Regions from separate parts of the Homo sapiens genome. Here region 2 is linked to region 1. A link is a contact called in ENCODE Hi-C or POLR2A ChIA-PET data. All regions are on one chromosome and are shown on one strand. The core of a region is the stretch at or near the end of the contact, and the rest is flanking DNA. Distances in the headings are between cores, read along the strand shown. Region 1 holds the start of H3C1 (H3 clustered histone 1). Region 2 holds the start of ZSCAN16-AS1 (ZSCAN16 antisense RNA 1).

Evidence for each region. Hi-C counts contacts between places; a loop is a spot of excess contacts on that map. ChIA-PET counts read pairs that join two places held with the same protein, here RNA polymerase II (POLR2A). Pooled maps may share reads with other maps.
Region 2: a pooled map shows a loop between it and region 1 (7-fold over the local background). The contact joins the promoter of ZSCAN16-AS1 here to the promoter of H3C1 in region 1. A Hi-C loop is called at or near these places in 2 of 37 single-sample maps with no recorded cell type and 9 of 50 pooled maps. POLR2A ChIA-PET finds 5 or more read pairs at or near these places in 5 of 52 experiments (BJ, CD4-positive, alpha-beta T cell, activated B cell and 2 more).

The regions. Positions count from the first base shown.
Region 1 is chr6:26,019,004-26,022,254 of GRCh38, forward strand. H3C1 (H3 clustered histone 1) reads left to right here and starts at 1,448. Exons shown (of 1, transcript NM_003529.3): 1 at 1,448-1,955. The coding sequence starts at 1,487. The coding sequence ends at 1,897. It overlaps H4C1 (H4 clustered histone 1), which reads left to right and starts at 2,646. Exons shown (of 1, transcript NM_003538.4): 1 at 2,646-3,047. The coding sequence starts at 2,676. The coding sequence ends at 2,987. RefSeq lists enhancers at 960-1,776, 1,777-2,593, 2,111-2,210, 2,241-2,290, 2,594-3,251 and 2 more.
Region 2 is chr6:28,135,608-28,138,858 of GRCh38, forward strand. ZSCAN16-AS1 (ZSCAN16 antisense RNA 1) reads right to left here and starts at 1,709. Exons shown (of 2, transcript NR_103456.1): 1 at 1,138-1,709. RefSeq lists an enhancer at 1,880-2,069.

The sequences.
Region 1 (3,251 bases), core at 198-2,697:
CCCTTTTTGTTCAAACAACGTGCCAACCAAATAATGGAGTGGTCCCAGATAAGTATTGTACCCATCTTCTGCACCAGTGCTTCCTACGTCCCATTTTATTGAGAAGGCATGCATTCAAATATTTCACGTAATTTCTAAAAATTTGGAAAATAACGGTTGGAAACTCTACATCTTGGTTTGACGGCTAGTCAGTTATGAAACACAGGTATACAAAATTGGAAGATTTTTGTAAGTAAACCCTTTGTGAAAGATATAAACCTTTCTTAGTGTAATAAGCGAGGTATCTGAAAAAACGCAACTTTTGAAAAGGAAATACTCCTAATTATCTGATTCAGGAGTTTCCACTTTAAATAATGGGTTCTGCCTCCCTTTTTTCTATTGGGTTAAACTGGTTTCAAATAAAATGGGAACGCTCCATGCAAATGAAGGATGATAGATCTGCTTTCTAAATGGCTGTTCAAGAAAATAGCCTAAACCAATCAAAAGATAGAATGTGGCCTGTCTCTTGTGAATTTAAAAAGGTCACAATCCACTTTTCAGTGTTTTGAGATTTTCAAAATGATTGCATTAGCTCTTGGCAATGCTAAATTATGTTCCTTGCGAACCACTATCCAGTTTCTCTTGGGCCAAGTCCACCTCCTGCTCCGCAAGAGGAACAACTCCCAGCTGGTGGTACCTGGCGGCAGTGCTGGAGAAACGCCATTTTGTGACTGGCAGAGTACACCTAGGCTTTAGAAAACAAAAGCTGCAGAACGCTGCAAGTTTAGGATTCAAAGAGCATAATCAAGAGAAAGACGTCTCATAGAAAATGTTTCTGAGTAATAGTGTAATCCTACTATGTTTGAGATGCTTTGTAGATTTCAATAACACTCCTAAGTCAATTAAAGCATTACAAAGGAATCCAATTCTTGTGAAAGGTTTCAGAAATTCCCGTAAAGGGTACATTTCCGGAGAGGAGGTGAGCAGTATTCCCTCTTTTTTTTTTTTTTTTTTTTTTTCCTAAAGAGCTGAAGGTTATACGGAATTGGGGAATTATAATACCTTTGGAATCAATGCCTTGTTTTATGGAAAATAAACACAGCCTTCAGGTTATGAAAACCAGATGTAGAAGAGGACAAGTTTAAAAAATTAAAGTCCAAGCCGGCGCAGTGGGGCTCCCCTGTAATCCCAGCTACTCTGGATGCTGAGGCGGGAAGATCCTTTGAGCCCAAGTTTAAGACCAGCTTGGGGAACAAAGCAAAAGTAAAATAAAATAATAGTAGTAATAAAATACCACTTAAATAATCATCTGTAGAGTTGGAATAGAATATAGTAGCCGGTGAAACTGCACGATTGTTGCTGGCTTAAAGATAGACCAATCAGAGTGTGTAACGTCATATTTAGCGTCTTCTATCATCCAATCACTGCACTTTACACACTATAAATAGAGCAGCTCATGGGCGTATTTGCGCTAGTGTTGGGTGTTCCGCTGTGCTGTTTTTCCGTCATGGCTCGCACTAAGCAAACTGCTCGGAAGTCTACTGGTGGCAAGGCGCCACGCAAACAGTTGGCCACTAAGGCAGCCCGCAAAAGCGCTCCGGCCACCGGCGGCGTGAAAAAGCCCCACCGCTACCGGCCGGGCACCGTGGCTCTGCGCGAGATCCGCCGTTATCAGAAGTCCACTGAACTGCTTATTCGTAAACTACCTTTCCAGCGCCTGGTGCGCGAGATTGCGCAGGACTTTAAAACAGACCTGCGTTTCCAGAGCTCCGCTGTGATGGCTCTGCAGGAGGCGTGCGAGGCCTACTTGGTAGGGCTATTTGAGGACACTAACCTGTGCGCCATCCACGCCAAGCGCGTCACTATCATGCCCAAGGACATCCAGCTCGCCCGCCGCATCCGCGGAGAGAGGGCGTGATTACTGTGGTCTCTCTGACGGTCCAAGCAAAGGCTCTTTTCAGAGCCACCACCTTTTCAAGTAAAGTAGCTGTAAGAAACCAATTTAAGACAAAAGGGAATGCATTGGGAGCACTTTTCGTTTTAATGCTACTGAAGGCTTCAAAACCAATCGATTTCGGCCGGTCGCGGTGACTCACGCCTGTAATTCAAGCACTTTGAGAGGCTGAGGCGGGCGGATTACCAGAAATCAGGAGTTCGGGATCAGCCTGGCCAACATGGCCGAATCCCGTCTCTACGAAAAATACAAAAACACGCCGGGCGCGACGGCGAGCGCTTGTAATCCCAGCTACACTCTGAAGGCTGAGGCAGGAGAAACACTTGAACCTGAGAGGCAGAGGTTTCAGTGAATCGAGATGGCTCTAATGTACTCCAGTCTGGGCGACAGAGAGATTCGGTTAAAAAAAAAGTTCGACTTAAAATAATTCTGGAGTCAGAATGGGTTTACATTTAATTCTTAACCCAGTTCCTCAAAGCCTGTAGCTCTGTTAAGAAAATAAAGGCCATTGGTCAAGCCTGCTTGGTCCCACCCTCATCTCCCCACCCTCCCCCAATCGCTGCTCCCGCCATTTCCTGGGGCTTGGAGGAGGGGTTAAAGGAGCGGACTGTAGGCGTCACATTTCCCGCCTGCGCGCTTTTCAGTCTCAGTGTCCGCTGGAGGTGGGGGCAGGGGTAACGTAGATATATAAAGATCGGTTTCCTATTCTCTCACTTGCTCTTGGTTCACTTCTTGGGAAGTCATGTCTGGACGTGGTAAGGGCGGGAAGGGTTTGGGTAAGGGGGGTGCCAAGCGCCACCGCAAGGTGTTGCGTGACAACATCCAGGGCATCACCAAGCCGGCCATCCGGCGTCTGGCCCGGCGTGGCGGTGTGAAGCGGATCTCTGGTCTGATCTACGAGGAGACTCGCGGGGTGCTCAAGGTGTTTTTGGAGAACGTGATCCGTGACGCTGTCACCTATACGGAGCACGCCAAGCGCAAGACAGTCACTGCCATGGACGTGGTCTACGCGCTTAAGCGCCAGGGACGCACCCTTTATGGCTTTGGCGGTTAAGGTTGCTGATTTCTCCACAGCTTGCATTTCTGAACCAAAGGCCCTTTTCAGGGCCGCCCAACTAAACAAAAGAAGAGCTGTATCCATTAAGTCAAGAAGCTCAATGTGTAATTAAGATGAATGATACTGAGCTGACATCCTAAAAAGGAAAGATTAGGGGAACTCCAAGTTTGCCCTCCACTCACTACATATGGGTAGGGGAGCAACGATATTCCAACTCTGAAGAAAGAGTGGAAAAAAAGTAGTGTTAAAAATTTGTATTAG
Region 2 (3,251 bases), core at 459-2,958, 2.1 Mb after region 1:
AACGTGATGGGGAACTACTAGAAGGGAGGAACATAATCCAATGTTTGTTTAGAAAAGATCATTCTGGCTCCTTAAAGAGGCAAGAATGAGAAAAGAGCAGAAGTAAGGAAATCAGTCCAGAGGCTACTGTAGTAACCCAAGTGAAAGAAGGTAGTGGCATGGACCATGGGTTCACAGTGGATATAAAGAGAAACAAACAGACTTAACGTACATTTTGGAGATGAAAATATAATCTTGCTCATTGTTGTAGATTCCTAAATTCTGCTTGAAAAGATGTTTCTGTATTAGGTTAAACAAATGAAATCCCTGTTTTTGTGGGTCAAAATGGTTAAATACCAGAAATGTAAAATGATTTAACCTAATAGAAACAAATAACGACAGAGAAGAATCAGAGGAATGATACAGGAGAAGGGACGTTGAAATGGGGCTTATTTATTAAAATGAAAATTTTTATTGTTCTCCTTAAATCTCTGTGGAAGCCACCCTTATCAAAAAAAAAAAAAAAAACCCTTTGTTGAAAGGCAAATTGCCAACAAACCCGATGAGATTCAGAACACTGCTGCAATAACATATCTCTGTAGAAACTTATACTTCCATCTGGATAGCAAATTTCCTAAGCTGATAAAACCAGGTTATCAATGAAAGGCCAGAGTACAGAATTTAAAGGAAGAATGCCTGGGTATGAATCTTTGTTCTGCCAGTTACTAGTTATATGACCTTGGCTAATACATTTTTCTCTCTGTGCCTCAGGTTCCCCATCTGTAAAACAGTATTATAATGATATCTACCTCATAAAGTAGGAATTAAATGAGTGACCAAATGTGAAGGGTTTAGAACAGTGGCTGGCCCATAATGTTAAAGTCTTAGCCCCTAACAGCGCACTTAGATCTTTTTGTTAGCATTAAATTCAGCATTTTCTTCCTATCAAAGCTGCTTAAATCAGTTAACTGGCATTTGATCTTCGTGGGCTCATTGTATTGTTGCTGTTGTGTATCTTTTTAAATAATACTCGTAATCTTAACAATTAGCATAATTTTGAACCGCTCCCTAATACCTAACCCCAATCCCAAACCGGACGGTCGAGCCTATCCACCGGCAGAGAACACCACCCAATCTCGCCCTCACTCTGACACTCACCGGCCAGACCTTTTCTTCCGTCCGTTTTCTGCCTCTGGCCCAGGGCCCAGCTCACGTAGCGTTTTCGGGGGCTGTTTGGGAACCGTTAGCAACCGGAAGTGGCTAGAGGTCGCGAGAGAACTGAAAAAGGGGACCGGCCTTTCCCGGCTGCCTAAGCACTTGGGTTCCGGCCTGGAAGGAGGCCCAGGGCTCCCACAAAGAGAAATAAGGGACCTATTTGGATGGATCCCAAGAAACACTGTCTGGCATCTGATTTGAACGAGGCTCGGCGCAGCCGGGCCCTTTTCGCAAAGTAGGCCCACTGCAGACCTGTGGGAACCTCCGGGATGCCTGGGGACCCGCATCTGCCGCTACCCGCAATTTCCTATCCCGACCCTCTCTGCAGTTGTCGACCCCGGCCGGCGGCTTTGAGCGTGGGGTCCCGCAGACCCTGGCACCTAGGGGGCCGAAGCCGAGGGATCTTGGGGTAGAAGAGCGGTCCTACAGAGCTGCCGCTTCGAAAGAGCCCCCAATCGACCGCTGATGGGGAATGGAGGATTTTGCTGTTTTATTGCAGCCCGCCCCCGGAGAAAGGCGGGCTCGGACGTTCTTGACTTTAGGATAGACTGGGGAGGGGTGCCGAGGAGCGTTCTTCCCTTTACGTCTCGCGGTCGCAGACTGTATTTGCTGGTGCCCTGCTCACTGTGATCTCGCAGGACCTTGCGGACTTACGGAGACGAAAAGTGGCCTACTTTGAGCTTCTCTGATCCTTAGGGGAAATGAGTGTCCAAAGAGAAATAGGTGCAGAGTGCCGGCACTAGAATTCTTTAAACCTGGATTCAAATTCTGACTCCACCACTCTCCAGTTAGGACTGAGGGCAATTTATTTTTAACTTCTCCAAGCCTCTGTTTACTCGTTTATGTAACTCAGGCTAATAACGTAGTGTCTATTTCATAGGGTGGCTTTGACTATTAAGTGTGAGAGTGCATGTAAGAACAGTCTAAGGGAATTTCCCTGCCTTTCCCCTTGTCTGCTGTCACTCTCATCCGTGTTAGACAAATGGAATTAATTAACCAACTTCCGCTTTTCTGAAGCACGGGTAAAGAGTGAAGTGCAGGACTTGGGTAAAGGAAAAACCAAGAAGGATGCAAAAGATGGATGGTCATTGTGAGATCCACAGAGGTGCTCATCCCAGCACTTTCACCTCACTTGGCATCTGTCACATGGTGGGTGCTTGATAAGTACATGGGTGAATGAGGACCTACCTAAGCAGAAGGAATTATTGAATAAGACTAGAATTGCAGGGAGAGGATGAATCAGATTGATTAGCTACTTGACAAAAAAAGGCAAACCACTCTTCCTGTCAGAAATGTATGGCACATCTGCATATTTCAAGGGCTGCCACTTACTGCAACTGGGAAGGAGATCTCAGAACCGACACCTCAACTATGGAAGCTTTAATCTATTGACAGCAAATGCAACATAGCAAGTAATATAAGACAGAATGTGATCAGTGCAAAATCGAATAATAAAGTCTTGAGAGGGGGTTATTAGAATAATAGACGAGTGTTTAGATTGAGTAGTGAGCAATGAGATAAGTCCTTTGACTTGGGGGTACAGGGGAATTATGACCAGGGGTATGGGATAGGGAGAAGGTCATTCTGGAAGGCAATAAAAGGCAGACAGGACGCTAGTGGTAGAAAAAAAGGAAAACACTTGTTTATCAATGTAAATCAATGGCGGAAGAATTACATATGACATATGCTATTGAGGAATACCTTTCAACCGTTCAAATGACAAAAGGAGTGTCAGAACAATATATATTCCATTTTTGTTGAAAAAATTTGTTTATATAGATATAATTTGTGGGGTATTTGTACAAGAAAAGGATGCACTCCAAACTTAACAGTGATTACCCCATATTGAAAATTGTGAAACTTTTACCCTACTTGCAAGCTAACAATTTAACTTGCCACAGTTTTATGGATACTAACAGAAGACACTGGACTCCTGCGTCAGAGACAGAAGACTTTATTACTTAATAACACAGGCATCATAAGCTTTATATTCCCTTGTTCCCAAAGCTTATGTTCCCAAAGCCCACAGAGGGGCCTAAGCTTGGCATTCCCCTGCT